2 separate regions of the Homo sapiens genome follow, and region 2 is linked to region 1. Evidence: read pairs that join two places in POLR2A ChIA-PET (ENCODE). Cell type or tissue: PC-3. All regions are shown on one strand. Links, peaks and the distances in the headings refer to the core of each region. The heading gives the core; the rest is flanking DNA.

The links. ChIA-PET counts read pairs that join two places held together with the same protein. Peaks named below come from ENCODE experiments on the same cell type or tissue, not always from the same donor. Only the 100,000 strongest peaks of a DNase experiment are listed, where the experiment ranks them.
Region 2: POLR2A ChIA-PET joins it to region 1 with 6 read pairs; 3 of 35 experiments call an interaction of 5 or more read pairs at or near these places.

What each region holds. Positions count from the first base shown.
Region 1 is chr9:113,666,911-113,671,302 of GRCh38, reverse strand. All of the region lies in intron 2 of LOC105376223 (a long non-coding RNA gene), which reads right to left. Among named protein-coding and RNA genes, the nearest start is that of RGS3, 210 kb to the right of the region's middle. In PC-3, for the core only: no CTCF peak of the experiment used is centred there; no DNase peak of the experiment used is centred there.
Region 2 is chr9:113,568,893-113,573,284 of GRCh38, reverse strand. The region is part of intron 17 of RGS3 (regulator of G protein signaling 3); the gene reads right to left. Among named protein-coding and RNA genes, the nearest start is that of RGS3, 110 kb to the right of the region's middle. In PC-3, for the core only: no CTCF peak of the experiment used is centred there; no DNase peak of the experiment used is centred there; H3K27ac peaks cover 1,356 bases.

The sequences.
Region 1 (4,392 bases), core at 71-4,070:
GGCACTATGCCTTCCAAGAAATCCATTTGTCCCCCCAGGATGACACAGGATACGACCCCTTCCCCAGGAATCAAACCACTCGTTCCCTCAGGATTGGGTCATTTATTGATGCCCCTGTTCAGCAACTACAGTCATGTGCCATAGGACGTTTCAGTCGATGACAGACCGCATATAAGTTGGTGGTCCCATCAGATGATAATACTGCATTTTTACCGTCCATTTTCTATGTTTAGACACACAAATACTTACCATTGTGTTACAGTCACCTACAGTCTTCAGTACAGTGCCGCAAGTGCAGGTTAGTAGCCTAGGACCCACAGGCTAGACCATGTAGCCTAGGTGTGTGGCAGCCTCTACCATCTAGGTTTGTGTGAGTACACTTTTATGACATTTGCACAAAATCACCTAATGACGCATTTCTCAGAACGCATCCCCATTTGTTAAGCGACACATGACTATACTTAAGAGCATGGACAACAAGCCAGGGTCTGGGCCAGGTGTGGGGATTCAGCAAGAAGCAAGACTGGCTTGGTCCTTCCTTCAGGACACTGACAGTTCAGGGGACAAGTAATTACAACTGCAGTGAATGTTGTGAGTGGTAAGCACATCAGTGGGGCAAGAGCGTGGACCAGAGCGAGTGATCAGGGGGCCCAGACCCCCTAAGGAAAAGTGACTTGTAAGCCACACCCCCAAGATAAGGAGGAGGGGATGGAAGAGCCTCCTGGGCTCAGCTAGCGGTGCGTGCAGCGTTACCCTGAAGGCCTAGTCCTTACCGTGTTGGGCACTGAGACTGGCATGTTAGAGGAAATGCTTTTGCAGCTGAACCGTGGACTCAACAGAGGAGAGGAAGTAGAAGAAATAGACAAAGCCAGTTTTGGTAGCCCTTGTAGGCATGAGCCCTTTGGCTTCATTCTGAGGATAACAGAAGACCATGAAAGTATTTTGGAGGAATTGCCTTTTCCTTTTGGTTCCAGAGAGATCCTTTTGGTTCCATGATAGTGATGGATTGTAGGGAGCGGATGCAGGGCAACTCCAGCATTGAGATTGGCTCCTTTTGGATACTCAATTGCTATTTCAGATTATTCAGCTACTTTTGAGTAGAATAAAAGAACTGGGCCACAAAACATCAATTGTGAAAAGTGGAGAAGCATGACACAAATTAAGGAATTATTGGGTGAAATCTGGCTTGAGGGAAATAGATTAATCAGGAGGGCACCTAGTGTAACAACCAACCTCAAAATTTTCAAAGGCAAAACACCATAAAAGTTTAGTTTTGCTCATACAACCATCCCCCAAGGGTGTTTCTGGTTATAAAGCTCTCCTGGATGGCTCTCCTCCAGGGGGTGACTCGGGATCCAAGCTCCTTCTAGCTTGCGGTGCTGTGGGATTTTCTGCATCTGGCCAGCAGATGATGTAAGAATGTGGAGATTCGCATGAGGAGGTTTTCACAAATCAGGCCTGGAAGCAGAGTATGTCACCTCCATCCACATTCTATTGACCAGAACCTGAAGACAGGCCTGCACCTCACTGCAAGGAGGCTGGGTAATGCAGGCTACATGTAAGCCCAAGAGGAAAAGGGAAGTGGTTTGGGGGAAACTAGCCTATCTCTGTCACAGAGGAGCTGCCACTGGGAAACTCAGACCCGGAGAGGAAAAGTTGTTTGCTGATGGTTACCCTTCAGGTTGGTGACAGCAAGGAGACCAGAATCTTACAATTCTTGATTCTCAAATCCATCATTTTCCCCTTTTCTGTAGTGGGCATGCTTATCAATATGTGGTGAGGTCATGCTGCTCTGAAGTGTCAGGAAATAGAAAATCAGTCCAGCAAGCTTTTATGAGGGCCTGCTATTGCAATTGGTAGAAAGACAACAAATAGGCCGGAGGCGGTGGCTCACGCCTGTAATCCCGACACTTTGGGAGGCTGAGGCAGGGGGATCACAAGGTCAGGAGATCGAGACCATCCTGGCCAACATGGTGAAACCCCATCTCTAATGAAAATACAAAAATCAGCCAGGCATGATGGTGCGCACCTGTAGTCCCAGCGACTCAGGAGGCTGAGGCAGGAGAATCACTTGAACGCAGGAGGTGGAGGCTGCAGTAAGCTGAGATTGCGCCACTGCAGTCCAGCCTGGGCAACAGAGCAAGACTCTGAGAAAGAAAGAAAGAAAGAAAGAGAGAGAGAGAGAGAGAGAAGGAAGGAAGGAAGGAAGGAAGGAAGGAAGGAAGGAAGGAAGGAAGGAAGGAAGGAAGGAAGGAAGGAAGGAAAGAGAAAGAGAGAGAGAGAGAGAGAGGGAGAGAGGGAGGGAGGGAGGGAGGAAAGAAAGAGAGAAAAGAAAGAAAGAAGGAAGGAAGGAAGGAAGGAGAAAGAGAGAGAGAAAGCAAGAAAGAGACAAATATATGATTTTCTGCCTTCAAGTAGCTCACTGTTTCCCAGGCAAAGGGGACCATGTGCCAGGGGCATTCAGAGTAGAAAAGAAATGGTATCCGGCCCCTTAGGAGACAGCGGTGAGCTGAGCCTCAAAGGGCAGGCAGGGCTTTTGTGTTTGTTTCAATTTTGTTGTGTTTCTGGGGTTTTTTGTTAGTGTTGTTGTTTTGGTTTTTGTGCTTTTTCTAGTTTTCATGGAGGTGCCATTTGGGCTATAGGGCCCTGGCAGTTAAGGACATTAAATATTTATTCACAACCCAGCGTGACCTCTCCTGGATGTCTATCTCAGAGACATCTCCTCTCACACCCTGCGTCTCGCATCTTATGGTACAAAAAGAAGCCCTGCCGCCCCTTGAGGCTACTCCAGCAGTGTAGTTTGGAGGATCAGGGACTTTGAGACCACCAGGGTGTCCATTGCTGAAGAAATGCATGAGAAAAATGTGGTGAATTCTCACCATGGAAAAACATTGTGCATGGTTATAAGCAACTATTACAGACCATTGAATATACTTCGGTGCTAAGAGAGGAAAGAAAAAAAAAAACCAGACTGAGAGCTACGGCACGGAATTAGTCATGTTAATTAAAAGCAGATATACACAGAATAGCACAACATGTTTTATAAGGATTCATGCATATTTAAGAACATATATCAAATACATGAGGGAAAATGCCCATGGGGGAAACAGAATGGTGGTGGGAATCAGGGATAAATGAGAAAAAGGTTAAAAAAAAAAAAACCCAAACCCACAAAAAAGGTTGTGTGCAGTTCAACAGTGAGAATGTGCCAGGGGCTGGGAGATGAGTACCTTTGCTCTCTGTAGCTGAGTCTGATAAAAACAGAAAGATGGTCGGTGGCGGTGGCTCACGCCTGTAATCCCAACACTTTGGGAGGCCGAGGCAGCCGGATCACCTGAGGTCAGGAGTTCGAGACCAGCCTGACCAACACAGAGAAACCCCGTCTCTACTAAAAATACAAAATTAGCCAGGCATGGTGGGGCATGCCTGTAATCTCAGCTACTCAGGAGGCTGAGGCAGGAGAATTTCCTGAACCTGGGGGGCAGAGGTTGTGGTGAACCGAGATCGTGCCATTGCACTGCACTCCAGCATGGGCAACAAGAGTGAAACTCTGTCAAAAAAAAAAAAAAAAGTCCTGGTGCAGTGGCTCACACCTGTAATCCCAGCACTTTGGGAGGCCGAGGCGGGCGGATCACGAGGTCAGGAGATCAAGACCATCCTGGCTAACACAGTGAAACCCCATCTGTACTAAAAATACAAAAAAATGAGTCGGGCTTGGTGGCGGGCGCCTGTAGTCCCAGCTACTCGGGAGGCTGAAGCAGGAGAATGGCATGAACCTGGGAGGCAGAGCTTGCAGTGAGCCGAGATCGAGCCACTGCACTCCAGCCTGGGTGACAGAGCAAGACTCCGTCTCAAAAAAAAAAAAAAATCTAAACAGGGAAAGGGCAACCCAAGGTAGCAGGGTACCACACATAAGCCAAGACCTGGAATCTTCTTCCCCCAACTCTTCACTTAACCAGCTCCTTCTTATCTTCAGTCCTTGATCTGAACGTCCCCTCCCGAGAGAAGCTGGACCTGCTTGCCTTATATAAAATGCCCTCATCATTCCCTATCGTAGTCCTGTACTCTCTTGCGTATGCAACACACACTTTGTAATTTAAAATGCAGCTGCTTATTTATGGTCTGTTTTCCTCACCAATCAGCAAACTCTCTAAGGGCAGAAAGTCATTTTGTCTTACTGCCCAGCACACCAGCAGGGCCACACCTAGAATTAGTTTCAGCTCTAGGTCAAGCACATCACATGTATTGGCTTATTAAGCTCCCATCCCAGCTCTATGAGATGGGTCCTATTATTCTCTCTATTTTATAGAATGGAAACTTGGACACAGAGAGGTTTAGCAAATTGCCTAACACCACACAGCTGGAAAGTAGATGAGCTTGGATTTGACCCCA
Region 2 (4,392 bases), core at 64-4,063, 98 kb after region 1:
TAGGGAGGACTGAAAGCCAGAGGTGGAAGGAGGGAAGCCTATTGCTGATGAACAACTGGGGCTTGGAGATAGGCAAATCAAGCTTCAAACCCTGGCTCTGCCACCTCCTACGTCAAGGTACCTGCACAGGCTGCTTAACCTATTCAGGCTCGATTTCCTCATCTGTAAAATGGCAATGTGAATACTGAGTACCCACATCACAGCTCTGTGGGGAGGGCTTAGCATAGGGCCTGGCACCTAGTAAGTGCTCAATAAGCATCTGCAATTTCTGTAATCATAATTGTTACTCTCATGACGATCATCGACATCATCAGCTCCCTCTCCTGCATCCAATTCCGGGACAGGGCACTTGACGTATTCTGACCCTTACAGCAGCCTAGGACAGGAGTCCTGTTAGTTGCAGGTTTCAGGGGGGGAAACTTGGAAGCTGAGAAGGCAGATGAGTCTGTGCTCAGCCTGCCCCTAGGCTGGGTCAGTCTGGCTCACTGCATGGCCTGGGCCAAATCACTCCCCTCACTGGGTCTTGCTCTTCCCAGCATGTCTGTCCAGTTCTGAATCTCAGCTAGCCTAGAAAGATCAGAGTTCAGGGCCCAAGGCATAGCCAGGTCTCCTTGTGGGGGCATCAAGGGCAGGAGGAACAGAAAGGTCCCCCTTTCCAGATACACACCCTTGCCTTATCTGTCTGCCCCAGTCTGCCCCACTGCCCTCCTCCTTCAGGGCCTGCAGCGCTGGGGGCACTGGGTGGTGGTGGGGTGCCCATCCAGTAAAAAAAAGAGGCTTTTTCACTCGAGGACACTGGAGTGGACATGTGGACATGAGACTAAGCCACAACCCTGTGGCCGAAGGTCACCCTCCCGAGCCTCAGGCACACTCAGCCTCACCGCTGCCTCCTGAGGCAGGCACACCCTATCTCTGCTTGGGGGTGATGTCAGGGCTAGGTTTGGCTGAATTTACAGTCTTCTCCAAACCCACCCTCCTGCCTCCCTCTGTCATGAGACTTTCTCTTATCTCCCTTGGCCCTGCACCAACTTGCCTATATTGGTCTCCTGCTCAAAATGCCTTCATCCCTCTAGGATAAAGTCCCATCCTCTAACCCTGTGTGTTCTGCCCCCGCCAACCTCTCCACCACACCGTTTCTCCTCTTTTCCCTCCAGCCAGTCTGCTACACTCTACCCTCAGGCCCCTCTAAACCTATGCTCACACTGTACGTCCTGCCTAGAGCACCTTCCCCTCCCCTGTCCACCTGCTGAAGCTCTACTCATTCTTCAAAATTCAAGTGACCCACCCACGTATTGCCCCTCAATTTCTGACAAAGGTGACATTGCCCTATAGTGAGACAGGATGGATTTTGAATACATTGAATATTTATCCAGAGAAAATGAGTCTTGACCTCTACTTCATACATGGATAAAAATCTATTTCAAGTGGATTTTAGATCTAAATATGAAACATAAAACATCTAAAAGAATACATAAAAGTATATGTCCATAACCTTGTAATAAGCAGAGAAACAGGACTCAACAAACACTCTCCATAAAAGAAAAAAGATTAACAAATTGGACTGCATTAAAATTAAGAACTTGTGTTCTTCAAATATACCCTTAAGAGAGTGAAAAGGCAAATCCCAGAGTGGGAAGAGATATTTGGAATGTGCACATCCAACAATAAACACATATCTACAATATCGTTTAAGCTCCTACAAGTTAATCAGAAAAAAAAATCCAATAGGAAAATGGGGGAAAGACTTGAACAGGCACTTTTCAAAAGAGGTCATCCAAATGGCTAATCAACACATGAAAAAGGGACTCGACCTCACCAGACATCAAGGAAATTCAAATTAAAGCCACAATTAGATATCACAATATCTAATACCAATAATGTTGGTACAGACATGGAATAATAGGCTCTTTCATGTACAGCTTAAAGGGAGTATATTCCTGTCACACTTTGGAAAATAATATCATGGTATTTACTAAAGCTAACTCTCTACAACTCTATGACTCAGCAATTGCAAAACTTAGGTATTCACCTAACAGAAGCAAACATAGTATATCAAAAGATAAGTACAAGAATATTCATAGCAGCACCATTCATTATAGCCTCAAACTGTAAACAACACAAATGTTCATCAGCAGTAGATTAGATAAACTGTGGCGGTATATTCATACAAGGAAATACCACAGAGCAACAAGAATAAACAAAATAAAGCTTGATACAATATTATTGATGAATCTTGCCATCAAAATGCTGATCAAAAGAAGTCAGCATGAAATAATATGTACCCAATGATTCCATTTACACAAAATTCAAGGATAGGCTACGCTCATCGATGAGAGAAGTCAGGACAAGGGCCGGGTGCAGTGACTCATGCCTGTAATCCCAGCACTTTGGGAGGCTGAGGAGGGCGGATCACCTGAGGTCAGGAGTTCGAGACCAGCCAGGCCAACATAGTGAAACCTGTCTCTACTAAAAATACAAAAATTAGCCGGGCATGGTGGCACGCGCCGGTAATCCCAGCTACTCAGGAGGCTGAGGCAGGAGAATCACTTGAACCTGGGAGATGGAGGTTGCAGTGCACTGCACCCCAGCCTGGGCAACAGAGCGAGACTCTGCCTCAAAAAAAAAAAGAAGTCAGGACGGGGTTACCTTTGAGGTCATAGTAACTAAAAGAGGGTTATTTGTGGGGATTCCTAGGGTACCAGAATGTTCTATTTCTTGACCTGGATGGGGGTACGCTTTGTGGAAAATTCATTGGCTGTATTCTTCTAATTTTTCTGGAAGTATGCTGCACTTCAATTTAAAAGGTTTATTTTAAAAACAAATAAAACCCCTCATCCCAGTGTCTCCTCTTCTGCTCCCTGGGCTGAGGCTCACTGCTTCTCGGTGAGCTCCTTGCTTTGTACACATCTCTGATTGCGCATTCCAACTGTTTCCCTCCAGCAAAACGCTGCCGCGCTGCCTCCTGAATGCCTGCTCAGTGTCAGATCCACGCCAAGCACCTCACCTACATCGCTGCATTTAATAACAGCCACCTATGAGATGGGCGCTAGTGGCACTCCCACTGCTATCAGGACACAGAATCCATTCACATGAAACATGTCTAAGTGCTTTACAGCTATTATCTCATTTAACTCGAGGAGGCTAGACCACTGCTTGAGGACATGAAGGCAGGAGAAGCTCCATTCTTGTCCAAGAGCACAAGACTGTAAGGTAGGAGAGATCCTTCCCTCAAGTCCAGAGCCCATATTCCTATACAACCTCCCTAGACAAGGAGGAGCATGTGGCTGGACACACAAAAGCAATTTCCATGGATAGGCGGGAAACATGTCTACACCTCTGAGGGGTGGATAGACTGGGATGGAGACCTGCTCTTCAATGGGCAAGCATCTGTACAATCACATGCAGCTTCACCTCTTGTAGGAAGCTTTGCTGAGGCTCCCAGGCTGAACTGAGTGCTTCCCTGGGGAGTCCCACAGCACCCCCCTCCCCACCCCATGCCTCTCCATTAAAGCTGTGTTGTTACTGTCCATTACCTGAACATCCTGGCACTAGATTAAAGATTGGGCCTTTTAGATCTATGCCACTAGTAATTTGTAAGTACATGGCACACAGTAGGTGCTTAACACACATGGAAGGAAGGAGGGAAGGAAGGAAGGAAGGAAGGAAGGAAGGAAGGAAGGAAGGAAGGAAGGAAGGAAGGAAGGAAAGAAGGAAAGACACGGAAGGGAGACAGGCAGAGAGGACAGTACAGAGCTGCTGCTATTTGAATCAACTGGGAACTGCAGGAAGTGAGGTCTGAGAAGTGAAGATTTCATGGCCTGGCTGAACATTGCTTCCAACCCTTGACTTGAGGGGTGGCATAGCCATGCCACCTCCCATTCCACAGTCCTTCTCCTGGCTGCCTTCGGCCTGCTGTCAAGGTTCCTGCCAGCCATGTGGTCCCCAGAGGCACTGCCAAGACCTTTCTCTGCCTCTCTCCTTGTTCCCTTACCCTCTGCCACCCTTCCCTGAGTCCCCGAGCTCTGCTATTTGCCCAAGGCTAACCCCAGTAAGAGGTAACTGAGGACACCACAGAGAGCCCTGGCTATGTGGCGAAAAGCATGCCCAGTTCCAAATACACACCCCCCTTTCTAAGTTGGGAGCCGCTGACAGTTCTCCGGCAGCAGCCTGAGCCACGGTACCAGGTGCAAGCGGGCTGGCCCATGGAGGGCAGGGAGAGGGGAGAAGCCCTGGGCCATCTGGAGCATACCTGGCAGCTATCCACACATCTCGAGTGATGACTTAGGCCCACTGCCAGAAGGAAGAGCATGTCCTGGGACCCTCTTCCCTCTCATCTGTGCCCGGAAGCTCTGATCTCCCAAGAGGCTTATGGCTCTAGCACACCTCCCACCA